Linked DNA regions of Homo sapiens: all the other regions are linked to region 1. A link is a contact called in ENCODE Hi-C data. All regions are on one chromosome and are shown on one strand. The core of a region is the stretch at or near the end of the contact, and the rest is flanking DNA. Distances in the headings are between cores, read along the strand shown.

Evidence for each region. Hi-C counts contacts between places; a loop is a spot of excess contacts on that map. Pooled maps may share reads with other maps.
Region 2: a map of CD4-positive, alpha-beta memory T cell shows a loop between it and region 1 (18-fold over the local background). The contact joins the promoter of AHCYL2 here to the promoter of SLC35B4 in region 1. A Hi-C loop is called at or near these places in 2 of 168 maps with a recorded cell type or tissue (CD4-positive, alpha-beta memory T cell and naive thymus-derived CD4-positive, alpha-beta T cell) and 4 of 50 pooled maps.
Region 3: a map of CD8-positive, alpha-beta T cell shows a loop between it and region 1 (7-fold over the local background). The contact joins the promoter of RBM28 here to the promoter of SLC35B4 in region 1. A Hi-C loop is called at or near these places in 1 of 168 maps with a recorded cell type or tissue (CD8-positive, alpha-beta T cell), 1 of 37 single-sample maps with no recorded cell type and 6 of 50 pooled maps.

What each region holds. Positions count from the first base shown.
Region 1 is chr7:134,315,462-134,319,011 of GRCh38, forward strand. It overlaps SLC35B4 (solute carrier family 35 member B4), which reads right to left and starts at 1,469. Exons shown (of 10, transcript NM_032826.5): 1 at 1,214-1,469. The coding sequence starts at 1,290. RefSeq lists a silencer at 1,010-1,179 and an enhancer at 1,260-1,989.
Region 2 is chr7:129,223,373-129,226,755 of GRCh38, forward strand. It overlaps AHCYL2 (adenosylhomocysteinase like 2), which reads left to right and starts at 1,658. Exons shown (of 17, transcript NM_015328.4): 1 at 1,658-2,067. The coding sequence starts at 1,705. RefSeq lists an enhancer at 1,162-1,271 and silencers at 1,552-1,621, 1,742-1,991.
Region 3 is chr7:128,342,068-128,345,554 of GRCh38, forward strand. It overlaps RBM28 (RNA binding motif protein 28), which reads right to left and starts at 1,841. Exons shown (of 19, transcript NM_018077.3): 1 at 1,609-1,841. The coding sequence starts at 1,726. It also overlaps the pseudogene RNU7-27P. RefSeq lists an enhancer at 1,782-1,981.

The sequences.
Region 1 (3,550 bases), core at 219-2,718:
CTGATAGTTCAACGTATACAAACTTTAATTCATGTACAAATTATTAAAAATATTGTATACAATTACCTTCAAGCTAAGGTTATGTGTATAAGGTGTATAAGAAACACAAATGAGTTTGTGTTTAGATTTGGGTACCATCCGTAAAATATCTCATTATGTATATGCAAATACTCCCAAATCCAAAAAAAAAACAAAAAACAAAAAACACCAAATAACACCCGTTCCCAAGCATTTCAAATGAAGGATACTCAACTTGTAATGTATAGATTCAGAAACACGAGCTAGAGAACACTATAGGTATTGTTTTACTGCCAGGAAAAGGAGCCCAAGAGAGGCTAAGTGACTTGAAGGGCTACACAGCCAGTGGACGACGGAGCCAAGAGTGAAATTCACAACCCAGCTTTTTAGTCCTGGAGGCTTTTCCACACCACCTGTTGTCTCTTCTGTTATAGCTTCTATCCACTGAACTTTGCACATTCAAAGTGACCTCAAAGAGCCCTCTCAGGTCACTTGGACCAATCTTCTACTTGCTTTTTTTTTTGTCTTTTTGCAAGCCACCTCAAAGAGCACTCTCGGGTCACGTGGACTGATCTTCTACATAAAAATCTGTTCTACCGCATCATTTATGTATGTTTGGGCAAAGTACTCATAACCATTTCCAAGGCCAATAAAGCAAATGCTTTGCAGGATGCCGTAATAAAAATAAAACTTTCTTTGCAGTATGTACAAAGTCAGACTGCTTTACAAGTCAAAAACCTTTGCTCAAGTCCAGCCTGTGCCATTTAACAGGATCGAAAAAAGAGCTAGAGTTGGATGGGAAGGAAGAGAGAGTGGTTTGGTGAAGGAACCTTGGTTCTGACACTAGCTCTCTGCCGACCTTGGACTGGTCATGTGAAAAACTCTTCAGACTTCAATACCCCCCGAGTGTGGAAAAGGGGTGACGACAGCAACACCCTGAGTCTTCCCCTCGCAGGAATGCTTTGAAACTGTTAGGCGGGACTGCCGCCGGTGCGCAGTTTTGGGAAGCAGCGGACTCAGCGGGGTCCCAGGCTGCCCAGACAGGACGGATTGCTGGGGGGCTCAGGCCGTCCTGCCCCGGGCTCCGTGGGCGGCGGGGTGGGGACAGGGCGTGGGCGCGTCCCGGGGGGACCTCTCCTCTGGCTTCCTCCGCCCCGCCCCGGGAGACCGGGTGCGGCCCGAGCGGGTCACTCACCGGGCCAGGAGCTCTAGGAAGATCACGTTACTGCAGCAGCCTGCGAACACCAGGCCCACCGCCAAGGCCGGGCGCATGGCCGGTGCAGGGTTGGGGAAGCAAGCGCACAGAGTAAGCGCCCGCCTGTACCGCTACCCCAGGAAGCCGGCCTCCTGCCTCTTCGCTGCGCAGCACATCGCACCGTCCTGGAAAGCCGCTCTCACTGGGGGCCGCCGCGGTCTCCCCTTCTCCCGCGGCCAACACCGACGCTGCCAAGAAGCTGTAGTTCGCAGTCAGCTTCGGTCCCATTCATCCGAGGGGGCGTCCGAGCCCCGGCCAGACTACATGTCCCAGGATGCCGTGCACCTTTACCTCAGGATGCGACGTTCCCGCTTCCGCCAGGCAGCTCCGCCAGAGAGGACAGGGGGACGAGGTGCCCGGCATGACTCGCGCGATAGGCGGCCGCGGGTCTTGCTGGGAAATGAAGTCCCAAAGCGTCAGTGTTTCTTGCGAGACCGCCCAGAGCGCTGAAAGTAACTCGGCCGCCAGGGTCACAACAAACTTGCTGGCAGCGGCGGCACTAGAACTACAGAGCTGTGACTGCTCGTTGGAGGTGTTCTAGCATCTGAAACAACTCTGCTTCCTGAACTGATATATATATATGTATCTTTGGTGACTCTATTATGCTGCCAGGATTAAGAACCACTGAGAATTCAAGTAAAGCAATGGCTCTCAACCACGTCTGTACATTGGAATCACTTGGAGAGCTTTAAAGATGACTGATAGCCAAGTCCCACCCCCAGCGATTCTGATTTAATTAGGCTGAGGTGCAGCCTTAAAGGTGATCTATTGATATTATCCCTAATCCTAGCTCTTTAAGGTACTCCCTTCCTTTACCTCCGTGGTTCTCAAACTTAGCTGCGCAGTCAAATCACCTGGGGGCTTTGAAAACTGCCAACGTCCAGGCTCTTCTACTGGCAAAAATGCCAATATCAGCAATCAGATCTTTAATGGTGAAAAGAAGGCATACTTCCCTCTTCTTACAGTGGAATTCTCATAGCACTTACAATCTGAGCCATTCGACTTGACTCTTACTTACTCAATGAACAAATGTTTGTTAAGCACATATTACGTACATAAGCTAGTGCGGCACTATTCTTTATTTGTAAAATAGGTATGCACACTTTATCCACCCAGCAAGACTAGTTTTTAAGGGAAACGTGTTTACACTTCCTTTCTGCTTCCCAGTGTCTACTATAAAAGGTTAGCATCACTGCTCAGTATTTTACCACATCAAATATTTCCGTTGTAATTGAATCCAACAGCAATAGCAAAGTACACGGTACAAAGCTAGGTAGGATTTTGGAATGCTATATTGTTTTTGCTATTTCCTGTGAGACACGAACATTCTGAAGTCTTTCTCGAGATCTACAAAATAGTTTGGAATGCTTTTTTCCCAGTCCGTGACTGGGAGATCACATTGGAATCATCTGAAGTACTCGTTATCGAGTGCAGATTATTGGGTCTCGCTTTAGACCTACCAAGTCAAAATCCTTGTGTATGGGTTCTAGAAACTTGTATTTTTAACAAGCACTCCACGTTCTAATTCTAATGCATTCTAGAATTTGAGAACTGCTGCCTTAAAAAGGTGAGTAGGAAGAAGAACTAACATAAATAGAAAGCCTACTACCTGTGAAATTCAGTATTTAATGAGCACCCGTCTTGAGTTTGCACAGTGCTGGCACATTAAACAATGAATTATATATACATATATACACGTATATATACCAGTTATATTCATATACACATATATACACACACACATATATATATATATATAACTGGTATATATACAGGTATATAATAGTACCAGTTCTACCTCAGACCAAGTAAAGTGGACTATCTGGGAGTGAGGCTGAAGCAATGATAATATCTCCACCTCCACTATCAATAATCCTGCCAACAGGAAGCTGGTCTGGATTTTCATCTGGATTTCATTAGAGGTGATTTCTCTTCACACAGACCTTCATTTTCCATATATGCCACTAATTTGGAAGCCCTTAAAGGATGTTCTAAACATTTCTCATTACATCTCAGATAAAAACCCAAGCATGTCTAAGTGATTGCACAAGAAAAAAATGGCCTGAGTACTGTAATATTTGCAAGAGTTCTGTATCTTTCTTCCTTCCTCCACATTTCTGTCTTCACCTACTGCAGTGAGTATTAATTTAATGTGCATGTTAATCACTTGGGGATCTTGTTAAAATGCAGATTCTGATTCACTAGGCCTGCAGCATGGCCTGAGATTCTGCATTTCTAAGTAGCTCCCAGGTGATGCTGGTGCTACTGACCTGTTGA
Region 2 (3,383 bases), core at 408-2,907, 5.1 Mb before region 1:
TTATCATAAGCATTTATTCTGAAAGCCAGAATGCCTTGATCTTCTTTCCTGTGCTATTACGATTTTGGAAATCTTCACTTCGTGAAGTTGTCCTGCCTTGGAGTCTCTCATTTCCTGATCGCCAAATTTGTGCCTCACACTATGTATCGGAAGGCGTCTGAGCACTGCCATTTCCACAGAGCTCACAAGTGTACCAGACACAAGAGTTTCTTAGCTTCCTCTTCACATTTTGGCTTTCAGAGTAAAGAATGAAAAAGGGAAAACCTTGTTGTTAAAAAGTATTGGCAAACAATTTTCTTTCTTTCTTCCTTTTTTTCTGGGACGGCATCTCACTCCGTTGTCCAGGCTGGAGTGCCGTGGCATGATCTTGGCTCACTGCAGCCTCTGCCTCCCAGGTTCAAGCGATCCTCCTGCCTCAGCCTCCCAAGTAGCTGGGATTTCAGGTGCCCGCCACCACGCCTGGCTAATTTTTGTATTTTTAGTAGAGATGGGGTTTCACCATGTTGGCCAGGCTGGTCTTGAAGTCCTGATCTCAAGTGATCTGCCGGCCTTGGCCTCCCAAAGTGCTGGGATTACAGACGTCAACCACTATGCCCAGCTGGCAAACGATTTTCAAAGGCTGTAACAATTGCTCTATTTGTTGGACATTAGTTTTAGACAGTTTTTTGTTATTAAAAAGGACGCTGCGGTGCATGTCTTTTTGCTTACATCCTCTAAATGTAAAATTTAAAAATAATACAGAAAAGTACAAAGTAAAAATCACCTTAAATCCCATCACTTAGGAAATTAACTACTCATATTCACTATTCATATCCCTCTATGCTGATATATGTATCTGAATTTCAGATGATTGCCCTATTAGAATTATAGGTGAAAAGATTTGGCCTCGTTTAAGGCAACGTGTAATTCCTCAGCCTTGAATTTTGATCTAGTGATACCTAACTTCTTTGAGGAATGATCTTAGCTTCCAAACCCAGAATGTGACAGAAAGCGCCACAGCAAGCAAGGTCCTACTTTATCCCTTCTAAAAACAAAGCCACTGAAGTTTGGAAGGGTGTTGAGTTCTCAATATCACAAAGAAAAATAAAGCCACTTCCAGCCTGGAGCCGCCGCTTCTCCTTTAAATACTCGCTCACGTGATCGCAGACGGGCACGCGCGGAGGAACTTCACGCTGTCAGGACAACGAGCCATTCCTCTACCACTTCCCCTCCCCTAAGGCTTCTTGGCGTTCCCTCCCCGGAAGTCACAACTCCTCTGGAGACTTTCTCTTCCTCATCCCCTCCGTCGAGTCACCTATCCTCACTCCTTTCTGTTAGCTGCCGGCCCTAGCGCTCCCTCTCCTCGGCTGAATCTCACTTAGTGGAGGAAAGGCTGAAAGGACTACAACTCCCAGGGGACGCTGCGGGCCCCGCCCATGGGGCGCGCAGTGTAGGTCGGGGCCTGAGGTCCCACGGTCTTCTCGCCGCGTGCGGCCGGGAGCAAACGCACTACAGGTTCCGTGGCGCCTCGCGCGAGGCCAGACCGGGACGGGGCGGGGCGGGGCTGGAGGGGCCGGGACTGGCGGGCGGAGAAAGGGGGTGGGAGAGGAGGCGATGGAGGGGAGGAGTGGGGACATGGGGGAGGGAAGAGGAAGGGAGGTGGGAGGCGGGGCCGACCAAGAGCAGGAGCTGGAGTCTGAGCCGGTGGTTGCAGCGGAGGCGGTGATGTCGGTGCAGGTTGTGTCAGCCGCGGCTGCCGCCAAGGTGCCTGAGGTGGAGCTGAAGGACCTGAGCCCCTCCGAGGCGGAGTCGCAACTAGGACTGAGCACGGCCGCCGTGGGCGCCATGGCCCCCCCGGCGGGCGGTGGAGACCCTGAGGCTCCAGCTCCCGCCGCGGAGCGGCCCCCGGTCCCCGGCCCGGGCTCGGGGCCCGCCGCCGCTCTCAGCCCCGCCGCCGGGAAGGTGCCTCAGGCGTCGGCCATGAAGCGGAGCGACCCACATCACCAGCACCAGCGGCACCGCGACGGCGGCGAGGCCCTGGTCAGCCCCGACGGCACCGTCACCGAGGCGCCGCGCACAGTCAAGAAGGTACTGGGGCCGGGCTGCCTCTCTAGGAGAGGAAGGGAGGGGAGGGGAACTGCAGATCCTCTCGGCACGGCGGCACCACCCTCCACGCCCTCCTTTCTGATCGCAGGACCGGAGATACCCCTTGTCCCCTTAAACCCACTCTCTCAGAGATGCCCCCCAGCCGGCCCCTCGTGCTGGGAGCGGAGACTCCAGGAGGCACGGCCGTACTTCGCTCTGAATAACATGGAGGTAGCGCTCTCCCCTACTACTTGGAATAGGCAGCGGGAGGAGAGACACCTAATAGTACGTCCCGCGGCCCCAACACGCTCCCGGGTGTGATTTTCCAGCCTATCGGGGAAGAGACCTCGATAGTATAGAAAAACCTTACCGCTCACGGGAGTTCACACAGCAATAAGGATGAAAAGATCTTTAATACTTGGAGAACGAGTAAGGTGTAGTCACCTTGCATAGAAATCGTCAGAGTTGTCTGGTTTCCATACAGTTGATGACTTTCTGCCTTTCTGTGGCCAACCGTGGCCATACAGCAACACGATGCTGTGCCCTTCATTTCCAGCGACTGCGATATTCTCTCTTCCCTGAATATGTAAAAGGGTAATGGAGAGATTCTCCTCACTCTTTCGTGTTAAGAGCTTTGTCCTCCCTGCTGGGTATAGTTGGTCACCAGGATTATTAGGCTGTGTATGAAGAGAATGAATGTCTTATTGATTGCTTTATTATAATCTGAAAGTGATAGGAAGAAATGCTGCTACTTTTGGGAAAGACGATCTTTGTGGGGTTTTCGGTCTTAGGCGTCAGCTTCTTTCAGACAGTTTTGAGGAGGTCTCAGAATACCAAGAAGTAACTGCCTAGGTGGATGATAGCCCTGTATTACCCGTACATTGTCTATCCATAGTTGTCTGTCTCTCTCAAAGCTTGTCTTTCTTTCTCTCTTAAAGCTGAATCAGCACAGAAAAACAGGGCAAGTATTGGAAAAGACAGAAGTGTGGATCATATAAAAAGGGCTTACAGCTTCAATTTCGTAGACACAGTATGGGCACAGGGATTAATGTTTTTTTTAAATTGTTGTGAATGGTTTTTAATTGCTTTATCAGAACAGCAACAAAGAGACGGGAAGTGTGCATTGGTTTTACTGTGTGGGACCAGCTGAATTGGAACCTTGGATCCACCATAACTTTTTGTTGTCATAGCGTCATGATTAAGGTATAGCGGATAATCCTTTCATCCTAACGATACAAATTTAGGTGATAAGTCAGAGGCAAGACTGAAGGAATTTCTGTAATGCTTTAGACAATGTCTTTGTCGTTTGTAGTATGAAA
Region 3 (3,487 bases), core at 591-3,090, 6.0 Mb before region 1:
AGGATTGCTTGAGCCCAGGAGTTTAAGGTTACATTGAGCTGTGATCGCACCACTGCACTCCAACTGTCAACAGGGTTGACAGAGCAAGACCCTGTTTCTAAAACACAACAAAACAAACTCTAGTCATGACCCACTCAAGACCCACTAATAGGTAATAATCTGCAGTTTAATAAACATTACTGTACAGGACTTTCGGTCCCTATTTTAAGTACATAAGCTTTTGTCCTATTCTCCAACAGTCTATTGGCAACACACCAGCCAGAGAGAGAATCTTTCAAAACGAATGCCAGATCACACTTACTGCTCTCTGCTTAAAATCAGTGGCTTCCTATCTCTGAGTAAAAGCCAAAGTCCTTGCAATGGTCTATAACATCCTACATGAGGCGGGCGGATCACCTGAGGTCTCGAGTTCCAGACAACCCTGGCCAACATAGCGAAACCCCGTCTCTACTAAAAATACAAAAATTAGCCAGGTGTAGTGACACTCGCCTGTAATCCCAGCTACTTGGGAGGCTGAGGCAGGAGAATGGGTTGAACCAGGAGGCAGAGGTTGCAGTGAGCGGAGATCGTGGCACTGCACTCCCGCCTGGGCGACAGAGCAAGACGCAGTCTTTAAAAAAAAAAAAAAATCTTACATGATCTGCTACTCTAGATCTCATCTCCTAATTCTCTTCCCTTTACTCACTTCAATCCAGTCACCCTGTCCTCCTTACTACTCCTCCAATATACCAAAAACACCTCTGTTTCAGTACCTTTGAGCTTGCTGTTTTCTCTTCCTGAATTGTTCTTCCTCCGGAGAGGCATGTGTTCACTCTCTCACCTCAGTCCGTCCTTCTCTGGCCACCCTATCTATATTGCCACTCTTCACCCCCTCTCCCCACTATACACATGCACATAGACTTCCTAACCCCTTTCCCTGGCTTATTTTTCTCCTTAGCATTTGACATCATTTTCACGGTTGGCTTGTTTATTGGCTCGTTTATTGGCTCTCTTCCCCACCTTGAAGACATAAAATCAAAGATTTTTTTGGTTTGGTGTTGTGCACTGCTGCATCCCCAGGACCTACAACACTTCCTGGCACACAGTAGGTATTAAGTATTTGCTGAATAAATGAATGAACAAGTGGATAGCATCCTGGCTAAGATGTCCAGGTCTGAGGATCAAATCGGGGGTCCACTACTTAACAGCCGTACAAACTTAAAGTTACTAAATTCCCCTAAATCCCGGATTCCTGTCTGTAAAATGACATTAAGACTCTCCATCCGGTAAGATTGCTGAGAAAATTAAATGAGATAACCTGTATCAAACTGATCACTGTACCTGCCAATCAGGTGACTCTCAATAAGTCTTACTGATGCTCTAGTTAACTATTTTCATTTTTAGCGCGCATAATCAACAGAAAGCGCTATAGAAACGTAAGGGAATGCTTTGCCCTTCATAAACTGACTCCTATGAACGCATCTAAAGCAGAATCAGTTTGGAAAAGAAACTCAGTTCCCTGTCCCTTCTCTTCGGGGAGGGTAAAGAATGATACGGCTCCCTGAAGTTTGGGAAGGTGCCCTCGATCGCAGGAAACCCCAGCCCTATCCTCGACCGCCCCGCCCCTACCTTTTTCAGTCACCACGAAGCACTGCTTCACCGGCCCCACCTGACTGAACAGTTCCTCCAGCTGCTCACTGCGGGCCGAGGGCGGGAGGCGGCCCACAAATAAGGTCAGGCCGGCCATGAGACCGGGAAACCCAAAGCGCGTGAGGACGCGAGCAAACTAGGCCGGCGCACGCGAGCCGAAACGCTGGCTTTGGTAGGACAACCAAGCTCACACGCCGAGAGATTCCGGAAGTGCTCGTTGCCCAAAAGAGACCGGAGGAAAACATGGTCGGGAGGGGGATAAAAGGTTCCGGAATGAAAAAATAATGGCGCCCCGGGGCGTAGCTTCTGGAGCGGGGCTCCGCCCCCTGCCCTAGCATCGCCCTCGCCACTTTTGTGTAAACTTGGCATCAATAATTTCTACCCTAGTGTTACAGCTTTTTTAGAATTTGCCTAGCAGGCTTTCTGGTTTTTGCCGGAAGGCCTCCAAAAAGTAATTTTTTTTCTTAATATACAAAATAAAAATAAATAATTTCTACCCTGTTTAAAAATCTCACCTCCAGATCCTCCCCAAAGTTAGCAGGACAGGCAGAAGAAGTCGTTTTTGCCCCGGGCGTAACTCAGGATCTGATATACTGTGGGTGTTTGATATTTTCTGAAGTGCCTCCACAAATTCCCAGATTACGTGCATAAAACACAACCGGAACACTAACACGTAGACATAGATATATCATATACATCATTCGGACGATTCTCATTTTCGGAGAACACCAGCTGTCTGTCACCTCAGCCTCACAAACAAATTGTAGCTACTAAAATACACATAGACACAGATAGTACACAATTATTATTTCAATAAATATATACTGAGCTCTAACTATGAGCCAAGCATTAGGGATAAAACTGGTGAGCAAAGAAATGACAGGGTCCCTGCCCTCATAGAGATTACAGTCTAATGGTGGAAACAGATTTTTTTTTTTGACAGGGCCTCACTTTATCAACCAGGCCGGAGTGCACTGGCACGATCTCGGCTTACTGCAGCCTCGACCTCCCAGGTTCAAGCAGTCCTCCTGCCTCAGCCTCCTGAGTAGCTGGAACTACAGGTGCACCACCACACCCGGCTAATTTTTGTATTTTTTGCAGAGACAGGGTTTCACCATGTTGCCCAGGCTGGTCTCAAACTCCTGAGCTCAATTAGCCCCCCTTAGCCTCCTAAAGTGCTAGGATTATAGGTGTGAACCACCACACCTGGCTGGGAAGACTATTAGTCCAAAAATTCTTACAAATAAATCACAGCACACACACTGCAGGACCACATCAAACACACTCAAAGCAAACATAACATCCAACTTATACACAGAGACCTAGAACCCATGTCCTCCTAGAAACAGAAGATCTTTGTCTCAAGTCAGCTCATCAGACAGACCCAAAGCTGAGAGCTCTTAATTGGCTAGGAAATCTGGGTGCTCCTGGTTCTGGAACACAGAGAGTGTTTGCCATGCCACTGGGCTCAGGACCTGAATAGGTGCAAGAGAGCTACACCTTGCAGAACAACTAGCTCAAAAAAAAGTACCCAAGGCCATTTTTTAAATAATTTTTTTTTTAGCAGACTCTTGCTCTGTCACCCAACTTGGGGTGCAGTGGCACCATCATGGCTCACTGCAGCCTTGATCTCCTGGGCTCAAGCAATACTGCCACCTCAGCCTCCTGAGAAGCTAGGACCACAAGTGTGTACCACCATGCCTGGCCAATTTATTTATTTTTTTGTACAGACAGTTCTCCCTGTGTTGCCCAGGCTAGTCTTGAACTCCTGGGATAAACCAATCCTCCCACTACGGCCTCCCAAAGTGTTGGGATTATAGGCGTGAGCCACTGAGCCCAGCCAAATCATTACTTTTAA